Regions from separate parts of the Mus musculus genome. Here region 1 is linked to region 2. The links are chromatin loops, found by intact Hi-C in ENCODE. Cell type or tissue: gastrocnemius. All regions are shown on one strand.

Region 1 (8,000 bases), 85 kb after region 2:
CCATCAGGCTCTGGATATACCTGTGAAGACAGACGTTTTGCAATCAATGTCAGATGCAATGAAAATACCTTTAGGAATGACCAGAAAGGGGAAGGGGACCACTATGTTTCAAATTGAAACTTTTCTTCAAAATGTTTGGAAAATAATAGCTTAACATATTTTTAAAGCTGCAATTTTCCCACCCCTCTATTTTCCTGACCACTTTGGTTGGCAGATGTTTTCATTTCTTTTACTAAAATCACTCAGAATCAACATTTAAGAAAGCTTGAGAGACTCTTAGGACTCAAAGGGAGGGACCTTAGATGAAATGTCCTACAGTGGGGAGAGGGAACTTGTAGAGTCCACCTCCAGCAGAAAGACAAGGCATCAAGTGGAGGGATGGGCTTGCCATCCTACAGTCAAAAACTCTGACCCAGAATTGTTGCTGTCTGAAAGAACCTCAGGAACAAAACTGAAGAAGATCCTGAGGAAAAGGAGGTCCAGCAACAGGCCCAAATTGGGATTCAGCTGAGGGGGAGGACCCAAGGCCTGACACCATTATGATGCTATGGTGTACTTACAGACAGGGGACTATCATGACTGCCCTCAAGACCCAACAAGCAGTTGAAAGTCAGATGCAGATATTTGCACCCAACCGATGGATAGAAGCTGCTGACCCCTGTGGTTGAATTAGGGAGAAGCTGGAAGAAGCTGAGGAGGAGGGCGACCCTATAGGAAGACCAACAGTCTCAACTAACCTGGACCCCTGGGATCTCTCAGACACCGAACCACTAACGAGGCAGCACACACTGAGCTGATATGAGGCACCCAACTCATATAGAGCAGAGGACTGTCTGGTCTGGACTCAGTCAGAGAAGATGCACCTAACTCTCAAGACACTTGGGGCCCCAGGGAGTGGGGAGATCTGGTGGGGTGGGGTGGGGTGGGTACGGACATCCTTTTGGAGATTGGGGGAGGACGTGTGGGATGTGGAACAGTCAGAGGGTGGACTGGGAGGAGGATAAAGTCTGGACTGTAAAAAAAAAAAAAAGATTAAAGAATAAATAAAAAAGAGAAGAAAAACCTAAATCATTCTGTTTTCTTTTTCCTGACTGTACGTCTTGCAGGAGAGCTAAAGTCTTGACAGTTGCAATGGGTACCACAGCCTGCACGTAATATTTCAGATTGGAATAATTCTTTTGGCATACCATATTTCTTCCAATCACTGGTATGCTGCACAGTCAGTCAGTCAATGGACTAGAGTAGGACTCTTTTTCTACTACAGTTTATAGCATGGATCTGCCCTCCAAACATCTGCTTGCTAGGCATCTCTTAGTTTAAAGAAAACAGTCAAAGTAACCGAGGTTGAATGTTGGCCACGTGCTTGCTTTGTCTGTCTAAGAAATAAATTACTCCCTTTAATTATACGCAGCATCTCTTGTAACAATAGGCGGGCAGGGAGGGGTTCAGGCACTTGCTAAGATGCTAAGGGAGATGCCAAGGCAGAATTTGAACCCAAGGATCACTTTGCTAGTTGCTGATAAGGAACAAAACGTAGACCCTCTCCGAACAGCAGACATCTACATCAATTTCTAGGCAAAGGATTGTTTGTACAATTTCAGATTCCATCCTTTGTTATGTAAAGGACAAAAATTAAAAAAAATCCATTATGCCAATTATTCTTCAAACTTATCCCATACATCCAAATTATATTGTAATGGAAGTTGGGTATGGTAGTACATGGTTATAATCCCAGGAACTAAGAGGTGAAGATAAGTAGAAAGGATGTCAAGGTCATCCTAGGAGTTCCAGGAAGCCTGTGATTCACCAGAGCCGGTCTTAAGAGCCAAATAACAACAAGGAACAAAGGAAAAGGAAAAGGAAAAGGAAAAGAAAAGCAAAAACAGAAGCCACACACCTCCAAAGTGAAGGGGAACGATTTTTTTCTTTTTTAGGATATTAACAAACATCTATTTGTAGATTTATAACAATCCTAATGATAACCTGCCCTAAGTTAATACAAACTTACTTACAACTTTCAAAACTATTTTCTCTTAAGACCGCCTGTTATCCAAGCACGCTGTTAATATGGTCTAAGAAGTGGTGCTCAGGTAACTTTTAAAGCCAGAGACTTCAAAACCGTGTGTCCTCACCAGCTCTTCACCAGCTGCACCGAAGGAGTGTTCACTAAGCGGTCAGGCAGGATGTCAATCTCCTTCAGGATATTGGCCAGGCGGACGGGCAGCTCTTGCCGCAGAAAAGCAAAGGACGTTCTTTCACAGGCATTTTCTGAACCTGTAGTGGGTGAAGCGTGTTCAGTTTGGGGGAAAATTTGAGACTAAATAGCAAATACAAAGGATGTTGTAAAATAATATCTTAACTACAGTTAGCTTAGTGCTTATAGACACTTTAAAGCTAGATCTTTAGTGCCTTTTTCTTTCTGTCCAATTTCACCCCCTTTTCACTTTTTAAGAGTGACCAATATAGGTGAAATACTGTTTATTTTCTTTATGAAAAGAAAAAAATAAGCCCACGGTGGAGAAATCAGACCACTCTCCAGTTATTTCTATGCGTGAGTCCAGGGCCTGTACCACAAACTCAATAACACACCCTTAATGAGTATGAACCTGAAAGGGTCTGGGTAGAAGGAGACAGAGGCCTTTCCAGACTAGCAACAAACAATACCACATTGACATCTTGAAATGTTCCATATGCCACCGCGGAAGAAAAGGAGTAACTGTCTTTTTTTTTTTTTTTTTGTAGTAGTAGTAGTAATGTAAATACTTGTAAAACAATAAAGGAGAAATAGTAAAGATGCCTGCTAGGCATGCCAAGAGATCAGCGGGGTGTGTGTGGAGGCGGGGAGTATGAGTTTAAATCTGTATCTATCAATCTAAGGTAAGTTTGTGTTATTAGGAAATTGGGAAGAAAGGAGTTAGTTTAGCTTCTAGTCCATTATTAAAATGGTGGCTGAAAGGATATATATATATATATATATATATATATATATATATATATATATATATATATATACACACTCAAATGATCTAGACAGTGAGAAGAGAAAAGTAGATTCGAAGTTGAGCATCAGTATGGTTACAAGTGACTTAGCCTTTCTGGTACAAACTGTCAGAAAGTAACCAAACTAGGAAAACAGGTGCACAGCCTTTTGAGAATCCCGAGTTCTTCGGTCAAAGAGACCTCAGTCGTCCTAGCCCTGAACTCAGCCCTTCCCATCCTGGGGCCTCCCCAGCCTCAGCGCCACCCTCCTGGGCCCTGCGTCGCCCGCCTCTCACCAAAGTCCAGCAGCTGCTTCATGGACAGCGGGGACGGGCTGTAGCGGGAGAACAGCTCGACCTCCCTGGGGACCAGGCTGGCGCTGCTCAGCGAGCTGGCGCTGCGCATCACGAAGCGGGCTGCCTTCATCCTGACGCCCACCTAGGCTGGCGGTGGTTAGGATCCGTAGGGTTGGCGAGGGCTGCGGGTCAGGAGCGCGGTCGAGAGGGAGCAAGTGCGTTGTGGTCCCAGGGTCCCGGGTGCTCGAGCCTGGGTGAAGGGTTGACACTTGGGTCTTCCCACCACCCGATGTCTTGCCTTTTATCTACCTCCACGCCCTCTCCACAACTCCAGCCAGGAGGAGGCTCTGGGACTCTGAACTTGGGGCCACACCAATCAGCTCAGAGAAAGAACTTTGGGCTCCTCCCTTTGGCCGCGGTCACTAGAAAGGCCTGGCACAGTGATCCCGACACGGTTTCCATGGCCTGCAAGGGGCAAAGGGTGAGAGGGAGGAGGGTTGGGGTGGGATAGGGGGAGCAGCCACAGCAGGCATCCGGGATGACGTGGGCCCCCTTGGGATAGATCCCAGGTCGCTAGGACTTCAGGCCCGCCCAGACTTGTCCTTGTTTACAACTCCAGAGCCATCTCAATGTCACGCATTCCTAGCCAGAAACTGTTTCCAAGAATCTCACCGCGGAGCGTGCATTGGTGTTCGCTCAGAGCGGGACTTTTACAGTAGCCAATCATCTGCTTACTAAAGTATGGGCTTCTTTGCCATTGGACCTCGAAAGCAAGGACCACCCTACAGTTTTATCCACTTTCTTCTTAGCGAACAGCTCAAGTTTAGAAACTGCCTAAATAGGCTTATTATTAATGTGGTGGAAAATCCCAGTTCACTTCTCTCCTGTAACACTTTCTACCTGTTAATTAAATGCAAACTAAAGAGCGATTTGCTGAGGGTTTGGCTGGCCCTGTAGTCCCCCTTCCCTGTCATTCCCCTCTTTCTCTAAGGCCTTCTAGTTTGCTCTTGACCGCCCTCCACTCCCCAGTCTGCTCCAAAAGCTCTTTCTTCATTGCGGCTGCCCTCCTTCCAAAAAGCAGCCTTTGTCACTAGCAGGCACCAGTAGCATATTTTAGTTATTTGGGCTCTTTCATTTCCCAGAGGCTCAGTGCATCCTACCCTACTTTGTTACTGCCCAATATTGACCTCCCTAATGACTGCTGTTGAAACATGCTAGCGGGTCATAACACTCTCATCCTAACCTCTCTCGTCCTCCCGTTCACTCTAAATGGACTGTAGAATGAAGCCAGTGTTTAGGGACGCTGTAACGACTTGGTTGCAAATGCAATGTAATGGGAACTACTAATAGTAATAAACTGCAAGGGCAGTTTGTTATCCAAGGCACCCTTAGCCTTCGACCCTTGCATATGAGGAGACTGGGGTGTTATGAAAGTCATAGATGACGGTGGGTGCACTCTTTGCATTTTCCCCCATGAGAGCTCACCCAGTCACAGGACTGATGTCTGATTTCTGCCTCTAGTTCAAACTCTGCCCCAGATTCCAGTGCTCTGCTGTTTAGTGGACTTGTGCAGGCACAGGTCTAGCATCAAAGTTCCTCCTCTTAAACCTACCACCAATACTGGGGGTCTGCCTAATGTTGTGTCCACTTGTGTGACTTGCTTAGAAATAACACGTTGGCTTTCTGTCCATCCCACCACCTCTGTCTAGTGGTCACATATAAGTTCTAGCATTTATGCCTGCCATTGTGTCCAAGCATTTTGCTCAGACCTATGGGGGAAAAAATCCAATGGAGACCTTCAACAGTCACGGTTTTCTGGTAATGAGCATCTGGTGCAGGTTCTTAAAGACACCGAGAAATAACCCAGAGGTGGATGACCAGACATCAGCAACTGACTCTTGAGAGAAAAGAGGAAGAAAAGTGGGCAAAGTAAATGCAATTCATAGCACTGTGGCTCCAGCACTGAAGCTAAAGGAGCTTAGACAGCACCGCTGGCTGCACACAGACACTGCCAGAACCCATAATTCAGGCTTGGAATCACAAAAGCTCAGGGAAGCAAAGAACTGTCCAGGAGATTATAAAAACAAAAACAAAAACAAAAAGAAGCAAGGCTCTCTCTCTCTCTCTCTCTCTCTCTCTCTCGTCAGTCACTATATATCTTCTTTGTTTTCTGTTCAGTTGTAACACATTATATGACTTGGACAATACATGCACTCGCAGTACTGGGTTTTATGGACTGGGAGCTTATACAACACTCATGTCACCATCTCACAAGCATGTAGGAAATGATCATGTTTTCTTGGGACTGTATTTTCTTTTTTTAATGCTAACAATTTTACTCTTAAATTAATATAAATTATGATTAATTAATTGTAAGTTTTGCTTGCAAGAAAGTCAGTCCCATTGATATGTTTCACATGTGGATGCTTGAGTGGCAGACTCTCTTTGATGAAGCAAGTAGAAAGTAGACATTCCCCTTTTACCCTGGACACACAATCACAATCCTATTTCCTTTCAGGCATCATCCGATGCCACAAAGAATGATATTCTTATCTAGAGAGGGAAGGAAAGAAACTGTAGGATACAATACGTAGGTTTCATATAGAAAGTCCCATTTTCTCAAGCCTATTGTGTGCTCAGCAATACCTTATGGTGTTGTGTGGTGACTAAGGATCAGGTGGTGTCATATGATGCTCACAGAAATGACTAAAGGTTAAGTGTGAACCGAGGTCACCAAAATTTTGTTGCCGAGTTATCCTGTCCAATAATATTTACAGCGTTGCTCTCAACACACGGCATTCCTCTATGCCATTTCTGGGTGATGGTGGCTGTTGTTGTTACTGGCAGCACTGATGGTAGCTAAGCCGCAATGACCAGGTCAGGTTTTCTTTTTACCTAGTTGGCAAATGTTCCATGTGGCACCGTGACTAGAGAATGGCCTGGGATCTCTATCCTCAGACGGGTCACACATCCTGGAAGGGATTCAGTTGAGACAAAGGTGAAGCACAAGGTTTGTCTGGGAATCACGGGTGCGACCCGATCCACAAGTTCATCTGAGTGATTACAAAACACGAGAAGTCTCCTCCCTGACTCAGTGCTGGGAAGTGGGATCAGCTGGAAGCATGGGATTCTTTATGTTTTCATCTGTACTTCCACTTTAAATTGTTCCCATCATTTGTCTGGTGAAAACGTCATAATATAACGCTGTTAGGGGAGCTTTGAAAATGTAAGCCACAGTTTGGCCAGTGTGTGAGTGCATGGAGGGGTGGGCTCAGATTGACAAAATGGATCAAAACCCAGAAAGAGAACTATTACTAGTCTTTTCCTCACTCTAGGGGCAGAGTCCAAGGAAGCCATGGAAAAGTGCGCATAGCAAAAACTCCAAAGCCATGATGGAAAAGCTAGCAGATTTGACCATAGAGTACTTATGGTTAAAGGAGGACCAGAAAATTTGGAGAAAATGCTTACAAAATATGTCACAGATAAATGGTTATTTCGGAAATGGCTGTTCGAGTAGGATCAAAGCAGTCATGGTTTGTTCCCTCTTGGAGACTCTGGACTTGGGGTAGGAAATAGTTATTGCTAAAGCAGATGGACACTGAACCTATACATTAACTCAGGTAAAGAGCTACAAAGAACATGTCCATGAAGAATGTAGGAACTGGAGGAACCTTGGACATGGTGGTCAGAGATAGTCTCCTGGAGAGAATGACCATGAAAGGAGATGGAACAGCTTTCTGTTGGGCATGGCAGACAATGATAGTGAAAGCAGATTGCCGTAGATAATTGGGTAGATCTGAGCCTAACACTTCTTCCAATTGCTGATCACTTTGAATACAGTAGGCCCAGGAGCTGAATTAGGGGTCTTGCTGGATACAAGGCCATCTCCTCTGAATTACCTCAGACTCACAGTGGATGACAGAAAACAATGGTCTTTTATTTTTATACTTATGAGACTTTCATTTAATAGACAGCATAAAAGTTATAACTGAAGACATTAAGACAATAGTCCACAAGAAAGACTTAATCAATGTCTCATAGGCTCTGCTGACAGTGATAATGCCAGACAGCAGCAATGCTATTGAGGCAAAGGGGCACTGGGAGGGAGAGATAGGTCAGTGATCAGGGACTTCTGTCTCTGAGAACTGCTATTTAGGACCAGCTTGGGAAGGATGAGTAAGATTGGCAAATGACTAGTAGGAAGGATACTTGTGTCTTGATTGGCTACAGATATTCTGAGCTGCAGACCCAAAAAAGAATTAGTGGCTAGTTGAATCTGCCTATTACCTACAACATCCTGAGAGAAGAGGAAATGGGAGGCTGTCCTACTTGCTCAAATGTATTAGCAGCAATTGAATTCTACTAAACTTTAATGAGGACTTATTATATAACAGGTACCATGACCGATGCTAGGACCATAAAGGTAAAAATGGGACAGTTACTGACTTAAAAGGTGGTAGAAAGACAAAAAAGCTATATGTGTCATCTGTTATGTGAGAGTGGAGCAAGCAGTCAAGGAACCACGTGTGTTTTAAAGGTGGAAGAGACCCTCATATGCAGGCAAGGGAAGGGCACTGAAATAGAGAGGGGAAGAGCTAAGAGGAAGTCACTGTGTTTGAAGGATCTCTGGGTTTTGTCAAACACCAGGATGAAATTGACTTAGTTACCTTTTGAAGTTTTTGAAGTAGATGATTTCATCAGTGAAAGCAAAACTATTGGGAGAGT
Region 2 (8,000 bases):
AAGTTTAGGTTCTAAGGTCCAGAGAAAGCAATAAGATTGCCTCTGGAGAGGAAAACCCCACTTCTCTCATGCCCTACAGTGAAAATGGGGGAGGATGGAGACTTTGTTGTATGGTTGTCAGGGTCTGAAGGAGTCTCCATTTGCACTGCATTGTCTAAGTAAATCAAGTCATAAAGAGATCGGGTCAGCACAAGGATTTAAGACTGAGAGAAAAGTGTTTGGGATAATGACTATAGAGCATGAGAAATAAATTAGAAAGACAAATGCTGGACCGCCTGGAGGGGCCAGCTAAACCTCTCTGCTGACCTCTGTCATGGTACCAGGCTTGTTCTGAAGATGTCACAGCCACAGTGAGGTTCTTGCCAAAGGGCATTCAGCTGTTTGGAAGGAGGTACTGCCACCATCACATCTAATGTAAGCTGGTGCTGTGATAAAAAGGGAGAGGATTGGAAATTTGGGCAGCAGAGAGGATGGGATGGTAGGGCATAAAATTATCTGGAGGGGATGGGATGAAAGTAAGGAACTCCTACGGGGCAAAGAGATTGTAGGAAGGACATCCTGCAAGCTCTCAAGATGGCTACAGCCAATGGTATGCAAGCCAGATGTAAAGAGAGACGGTAATGGCAGAGAATTGGACAAGTGAGTGAGTGGTTGCCAGAGATCAACTAGCTTCAGAAATGGCTCAATCCATGCTGGAGAGTAAGTAGGAGTCAGAAGGGAGGGAAAAGTCACTGATGAGAACGGGGTCCAACATCTGAGAGGCCAGGGTCCTGGGTCATCCCTGCGTGTGTTTATTAGACACCCAAAAGAATGGTGGGCTCTTATGTACTGAAGCGAAATGCGACTCAGGTGTCTGAATCTATAGAAGCTGGTGGGAAGATAAATGTATTTAGGAAGGAGGTTAGGTAGCTAAAGAAGTGAAGCCTTCAAAGAACCAGGGATGTTCTTTTTATTTATTCCCCCCCCCCAAGGGAATTAAGGAGTAATTGGAAACAGCAACGGGGAGCCAGATATATGAAAAAGAACACCCTGCTCTATACTGAAGGCCAGAGCTAAGCACTACATTCCTTGCCTGAGCTTGGAACAGAGCAATGCTAGCTTGGTCGCCATGGTGACCAACGCCATGTCTCCGCTCTCATTAATCCTGTGTTCCAAACTAAGCACTTAGCAGTAGCTGCTGAATAAATGCAACAAGGCTCTGCATACTGAAAAGGGCACATTCATGTTAAGCAGGGGAAAAAAGGTTTTCAATTTCATTCATTAAACTTGAGTAAATAATTTAATATCTTTGTGCACCAGTCCTCCAAGCTAATGAATAAGGATAAATGCTTAATGGAAAAAGCTCGCTTAATAAAGTTAACAGCATCGGCTCTACACATAAAAGAAATTGATGTTGCCAGCATATATGCACACGGAGGAGAAAATGGGAAGGAAAAGAACATATATTAAGCACGTATGGTATGGCTATGTCAGGGACTTTAGAATAAAATGTCTCATTTAATTCTCTGACAACTGTGTGAAGTGCATGTTATTTTCCTCATCTCACAGATGAGAAATCAGAAAACCTGGCTTGTCTCATTTGAGCAGGCTCAGGGCTGTTTTCCCCAAGTCCATGTTGGTTGGTCCTACTGTGCCTCAATGCGAACTGTATGCCACTCTCCCTTCTGAGGCGGTGGGCTGATTAAAGAATTCTACAGAGACTTTGTGCTTCCTTGACCTGATCTGGGACGCTTAACCATTATATCTGAGTTCCAGTAGTTTGAAAAAAGTCACCCACCATGAGGTGTTTTGGATGTCGGCTGGGCAGGGTAAATGTGCTTAGTTTAAAGGACACACACACACACACACACACACACACACACACACAACAGTTGATGCATCTTTGGCTCCCCCAAAGCAATAATTTATTCCCACTTCATCATTTTCTAGCACACAGAAGATCTAGTTTTGTAAGCAGACAACCTAAGTGAGAACAATTCAGTCCTTTTTAATAGGATAATGCCTTTATATGGGTTTTCTGATTTGCTGCAACAATACAAGGAGGCGGAGGGAAGTGATTGAAGAAGTTATATTAAAAATCCATTTATTCATTTTCCTTAAAATTAAACTCTGTAATTAAAAATACCTCTTTGATCAATTTCCAAATTACTGAAATTTGGAGGAATTGCAAGATATTAAGTAACAAAACCAGCTGGGTGGGTGCAAGTGGAAGCTCTGACTTCCAGCAAGGAGACCCTGTGAGATGCTAAGCAGCAGATGCAGCCCGTTGCCAAGCAAACCCCTGCCTCTAAACTCACTTGTTATTAAGCTGCTTCTTTTTAAGCGGTACCCATTAGCAATCCAATTGCCAATTATTTTTACCTACAAGACTATTCCAGGATATTTTCTCAAATTACAAATTGTGAGGTGTTGCCAACAGGAGTCTCCGGCATCCTCAAAATCAGTTCCCTCTTCCGGCAGGCTTTCTTTAGTTTAAGCTCCCCCCTCAAAGCCAAGGCAGCTTCCTCTCTAAGCTTTCAGACTGGGTGTGTTATCTTCGCCTTATAGCTAGAAGCATCTAGAACGGGAAATTAAAGGATGGCATTTTCTCGGGCCTGAATGACTTTATTTTTTTTCCATCAGCGCTTCTATAATTTTTTCTTGTTTAGAGGAGCCTGGACCTCATTATCCTGTGAACACTTTAAACACCATTTAGCAGAAAGATATCAGATTTGGAAACACAAAGGCACTGTTTTCTTTGTAACCTCTGCAAGTAATGACTTACAGAAGATAATCTAAACAATTTCATCAGGTGCTCAAGGACCCAGGTTTGGAGGTGCCGGTTAAATCGACAAGGCCCTGAGACTCTCATCTCAGCTCTTTACTAATCCAAGTGAGAAAACTCACAAGGAGGGAAAATGGCAAAAGTATGAGGCACATGCCAGCTCCTAAGACATTTCTACTCATCGGAAGGCCCCTGGGAACTGAAGAAAAGCAGACACTTGCCTTTTCTGAGACAACCCCCTTCCCTGCCCCTGCAGCAGTGAGAGTAGTTCTTCGTCAATACCACCAGAGACCCTCAACACAGCATCCTTAGCCTTTGTTCACTGTGGATTTAGGATTTTGGTACCCCCACCCAACCTTTTTCCAATGGACAAGGCCAGACTTAGTTAAGAAGGGGGCATGATAGAAGTAAAAAGAGAATCTGCTCTCTGTAAGGAAGGTTGAATCACTGTAGATAAGGTCAGAAGAACCCTAGGAAATGGCAGGCTGGACTTCACAATAATTGTAAGAAATCCAGGTGTGATGGCACAGACCTGCAGTGCCAGTGTTTGGGGGACTGGGCTGTGAGGATGCCGAGTTCTAGGCCAGGCTGGGCTATAGAGCTTTGCCAAAAAGAGAGAGAAAACCAAAACCTTGTCATACATGGTGTTTTATGGCACACCTGGAGTTTTGTCTACACTCCTCTTAACTTTCAAAACCATCTCATGAGGCTAACTGTATTCTTTCCGTTGAACCACTTAAAACAAATCTGGGAGCAAAGGGCTTAACTTGTAAAAACCAGATAGTGGTCAGTGACCTCAATGCAGAGTACCTGTGCTGGACACTAGGTGGTGCTGTCTCACCTATTCTAGAGAGGGTGACTGGTAAGGACAGTCTTGGGACTGTCCTGGACTTTGCTGTTGCCCTGCTCAAAGAATGTTTGTCTCCACTATAACCTGCATGTCAGTCAATGAACTTGAGTTCTCCGGTGCTACTGATAAGGGAAAAGCAGGTCGGTGACACGTCCTCCTTTGCCAACATTTCTGGTTGGATCAGGGTGGGCAGTGGGCAGTGGGCACGCCTGTCTTGGTTGTGACAGTCTAAACTCTGAAAAGTAACGTCTAAAAGTGTAAGTTCTGTAGCAAGATTTCCTGAGTTAAGATCTTAACTAGTTGTGCAGAACAGAGATGGAGTGACAAGCCCCTTGAATCTTGGCTCTCACCAGTTTCCTCAAGACACTGTTAATAGGTCAAGCAATTCAGCATTGGAGGGAATGCTGAAACAAGCAAGACCCTCACACCTGCAAGTGACTATGCATCATGTCTGGATCTTTCTTTCTGTGTTGGGTCTGTGTGGCATCTTTACTTCTGTCTAGGAATAAATGCTCCAAAGTCCACTGTGTTGTGTGGCTAGCAGGTGTGGTACAGAAGACAGACCAATGACCAAATAATTCTGGGTAGGCTCTTGTTAAAGACATCAGCTTCCCTCCTGTCTTGTGCATGCTAACATGGGCCTGTACAAAGTTGCCCAGAACACACGCATTTATCTAATCACAGAGTTCTTTTCAATATACCACACAGTATTAATATGTCATCGAACAGAATTTGGGAAATGCTGATCTAGAATAATGATAGTGGGCTTATAGGTAAAGGAGAAACCCTCATTTAGTGCAGCAAGAACGTGAGGTTTTGTATAAATCAGTCTCGCTCCCTGCTACCATCTCAGGGAGGCCCTGGAAAGAGCATCAGTCAGGGGAAAGGATCTCCTTTTGCAGGCTGGGAAGACAATCTGCTTTTATTCAAAGTCTATAGATTGAAATGAGAATCTTATCCAAAAAAAAAAAAAAAAATCACTTTTACAAAAAGAAGCCAGGAGGCCAGGGAGTAATATAAAAATGTTGACTTTTTTCATCTGTGGAAAACATATGTGTGAGTTTCACATATGTACAGAAAGTAAGGGCAGAAGGGGGACTTTGTGGGGGGTGGGGGAAGTGGATCAGCTGGGGGAAGAGGGAAATAGCACGACAGCATGAGAATAAACAAGATACAATGAAGGATATGTAGTAAGTATATATGTGTCATAATAAAACACACTATTTTGTATCTTAAATAAATAAGTTAGCAATTAAAACAAGCACCACCATAAGAAACATCTAGAATAGTATTCGGTAAAATTTGGATCCAATAACTTTTGGCTGATCCTGGCCCAGGTACCACTTCTGCTGAGTCATGGTTCCAACCTCTGGCCGTGGCATTATAAGATAATGCATTTGTGCCACTCTGAGCCACTTCATTTGTGATGGTCTGCGATTGCAGTGGTAGGTAACTAGCAGCCATCTCCCATTTCCCTAGGCATTGCCGGCAGCCATTTCTTACTGAGGACCTGGTTATCAGTCTCAACTTTTCTCACCACACAGAGGGAGGTCTGGATATAATAGCTGCAACCCTCCCCAACTGTATTCGCAGAAGAAGGCCTTTCTCCAAGGTCCCCTTCCTAGCTGAGCTTGTTGTCACGTGACACTCAGAAAGCCACCAGAGCAGAATTGTGTCCCTGGGTAAAGTAAGAAGCCTATATTCTGTTTTTTTTGTTTTTGTTTTTGTTTTGTTTTTTTAAGTTCCTCTGGATTAGCCTCTTTTTTCAGTTGAATGGCAATAATAGCATTCATTTCTACAGAAAAGCATTTCAACAGTTTCAAGGGAAGATACGGTCTCACCATGTGCCCCACAAGATGAATGCAAGACTGCATAATAACAGCCCATTTTCCACGAGTGTGAGCTATTCACTCTTATCTCTGGTTACTTGGCTAAATTTTAATCAGTGGGCTTTGGAATTAAAAAGATAAAAGAAAATGAAGTAAACATAAGATGCCTGAGCGCAGTCAGTACCCGCATCTTGTTTTCCAGCTGCGCATCTAGAAAGATATCTTTTCTTTCAGGTTCAGTAACCTTAAAATAAACAAAATGATAAATAAACATAGGCTGTTTGAAAAACATCTGCCTCCCAGGGGACGAGAAGCAATATTGTGAGGAAGCCGGCAGGTAAGCCTTGATATGAAAAAGATTTGCTTCAGGAGTCTCGGGGAACTAGTTTACTATCTCTGCTTCCTGTTCTCATGCGGCTAAGGCAAGCACACCTCAGCTGGGCTTTGGCAGGATGCCTTCTCTAAGATGAGGCAACTGTGGAGGAGCGTGGCCAGCCACAAGGACAGAGCTGAGCTGACAGCCCGTGCTTTGCTTCCCTGCCAGCAGCCACAAGGACGGCATCTCTTTCTCTGTTGTGCAGGGAAGTGTTAGTGCATTGCTACAGGTTTTCCTGTCTAAACTCAAATATGGCTGTGCCCATCCAGTCCCGTGGTTTCAATACCATCCAAGGGTGTTCACTTGAGATTTTCCAGCCTGCCTCACCTCCCGGACATCCAGAACCCTCTATTTCACCGTGTAAAACTCACAACCCCTGGATATTTAATAATGATACTAAAGAATGTCAAATTTAACACACCAAGAAGGAAACTCTTCCTGCCCCTCTAGCTACTTTGTCTCGGGGAGAGGAGTGAGGAACTTCCTTTGCTTTAAGCCTCAGGCATTTGAATGTTGTTACAGAAACACATTTAACTTATCCTGATTAAATCATAGCCTAAGGAGAGCTTAGCATATGTTGGGAATCAAAGAAAAGTTGAATAACTTAGCTAAGGTCACCTGGGAAGCATTAACCAGGGGCTCAAAGTGAGCCTAACAGGATGGACATGGGGAAGCATTTAGCAGAGAATCTTCAACAGGCAGGTCCACGCAGGTGCTTGATAATGGTGGTGAAATTTTCCCCCAGAAGAATCAACAACTGTAACCGAGAGTGTGTTGGGTGGGTTACCCACAGTGTCAGGGTAGAGGGAAAAGGAAGAGTGAACCAGAACCTTTGCTATTCCGTGATAATAGAGAAGTCACTGGAGTTGGTGAGATTACTGATAAGAAAGGATAAAAGTAACCTCAGTGTGTGACATACACTTTAAAGGACAACCTCAGTGTGTGACATACACTTTAAAGGACAACCTCAGTGTGTGACATACACTTTAAAGGACAGTCAGTCTACAGGGAATGAAGAGGTGTGGGTTCCTGTGGTAAGGGGAGAAATGAGTTTTGGACTTCACACTGCAGAAAATGCAAGTTCTAGGGTAATGGGACCTTAAGGATGACAGTCGTTCACTTGAGGCTTCATTTAAAACAGGGCTATGGAAAATATGAGGGGGTATATTCGCTTTAGATTGTAGACCAAAGGGACAAAATTGAAACCAGAATAAAGCAGGTAACTGAAAATATGCTTTGATGGCAGTTAATAACAAACTTGATCCTGGACAAAATTGCATCCTTGACAAAGAAGCAGACCTGAGGAACAATTCTAGAACTCAAGGAAAATGAAGAGCTCTGAACAGGAAAGAAATGAGCTTCAACCTTGGAATAAGAGATGTCCCAAAAATAATATAAGTGTTTATAAGTGAGAAACAGTATGGAAAGTGCCTGGGAGTGCTCCAAAGTAGATTTCTTTAATATATTTGTAAGGGGGCAACTAGACAAACATGCTATGTTTTACCTGCATGGATGTGTACTGCCACCCTTCAAACCGAGTCAGGTGTAACTCACACCAGTGAGAGTGAATGGAAAAGCACTAAGATGAAATAATTCCAGTAAAGCAGCCAGCCAGCTGGGAACTAAACCCTTATGAAGTCAGTAAATGCAATCGGTTCTTCCTGAGACCTGTACCATCCATCTGAATTAATATTTCCTTTGTATGCTCATATGTGTCATGGGTCACCGTAATCTATGGCACCATAAACGCTTCATCCTATTACCATTTGTAAGAAAAGAGTAGTTACTTAAGATGACGTGAAAGGGGAGGCCACCAAATTGCTGTGATTTCATTTGTATCGTTGAGGACTGTGGCTGAAAAGTGGTAAGAAGGGATTTCTCATCAATGGCGGTAGCTTGATAATGAGTGGGTAGCATCCGAGTTACAGTTCCAGACCCTGTGGTAAAATACCATGACCAAAAGCAACTTGAAGAAGATAAGGGTTGATTTCAGCTTAGAAACCCCAGCTCATAGTCCACTGCCAAGGGAAGTCAGTACAGGAACCCCAGGCAGAATCCTGGGGAAGTGTGGCTTACTGGCTGCCTCCCATGGTGTACTGGCTAGTTTTGTGACAACTTGACACAGCTGGAGTTATCACAGAGTAAGGAGCTTCAGTTGAGGAAATGCCTCCATGAGATCCA

Evidence for each region. A loop is a pair of places that touch in the nucleus more often than their neighbours do. Peaks named below come from ENCODE experiments on the same cell type or tissue, not always from the same donor. Only the 100,000 strongest peaks of a DNase experiment are listed, where the experiment ranks them.
Region 1: it touches region 2 in a loop (7-fold over the local background); 13 of 42 quality-filtered maps call a loop at or near these places.

What each region holds. Positions count from the first base shown.
Region 1 is chr6:5,492,758-5,500,757 of GRCm38, forward strand. Pdk4 (pyruvate dehydrogenase kinase, isoenzyme 4) reads right to left here and starts at 3,521. Exons shown (of 11, transcript NM_013743.2): 1 at 3,276-3,521; 2 at 2,133-2,274; 3 at 1-20. The coding sequence starts at 3,405. In gastrocnemius, no CTCF peak of the experiment used is centred here; DNase peaks (open chromatin) are centred at 3,375 and 3,797; H3K4me3 peaks cover 4,870 bases; H3K27ac peaks cover 7,656 bases.
Region 2 is chr6:5,407,540-5,415,539 of GRCm38, forward strand. The region is part of intron 2 of Asb4 (ankyrin repeat and SOCS box-containing 4); the gene reads left to right. Among named protein-coding and RNA genes, the nearest start is that of Asb4, 21 kb to the left of the region's middle. In gastrocnemius, no CTCF peak of the experiment used is centred here; DNase peaks (open chromatin) are centred at 1,100, 3,603 and 5,925; H3K4me3 peaks cover 187 bases; H3K27ac peaks cover 1,676 bases.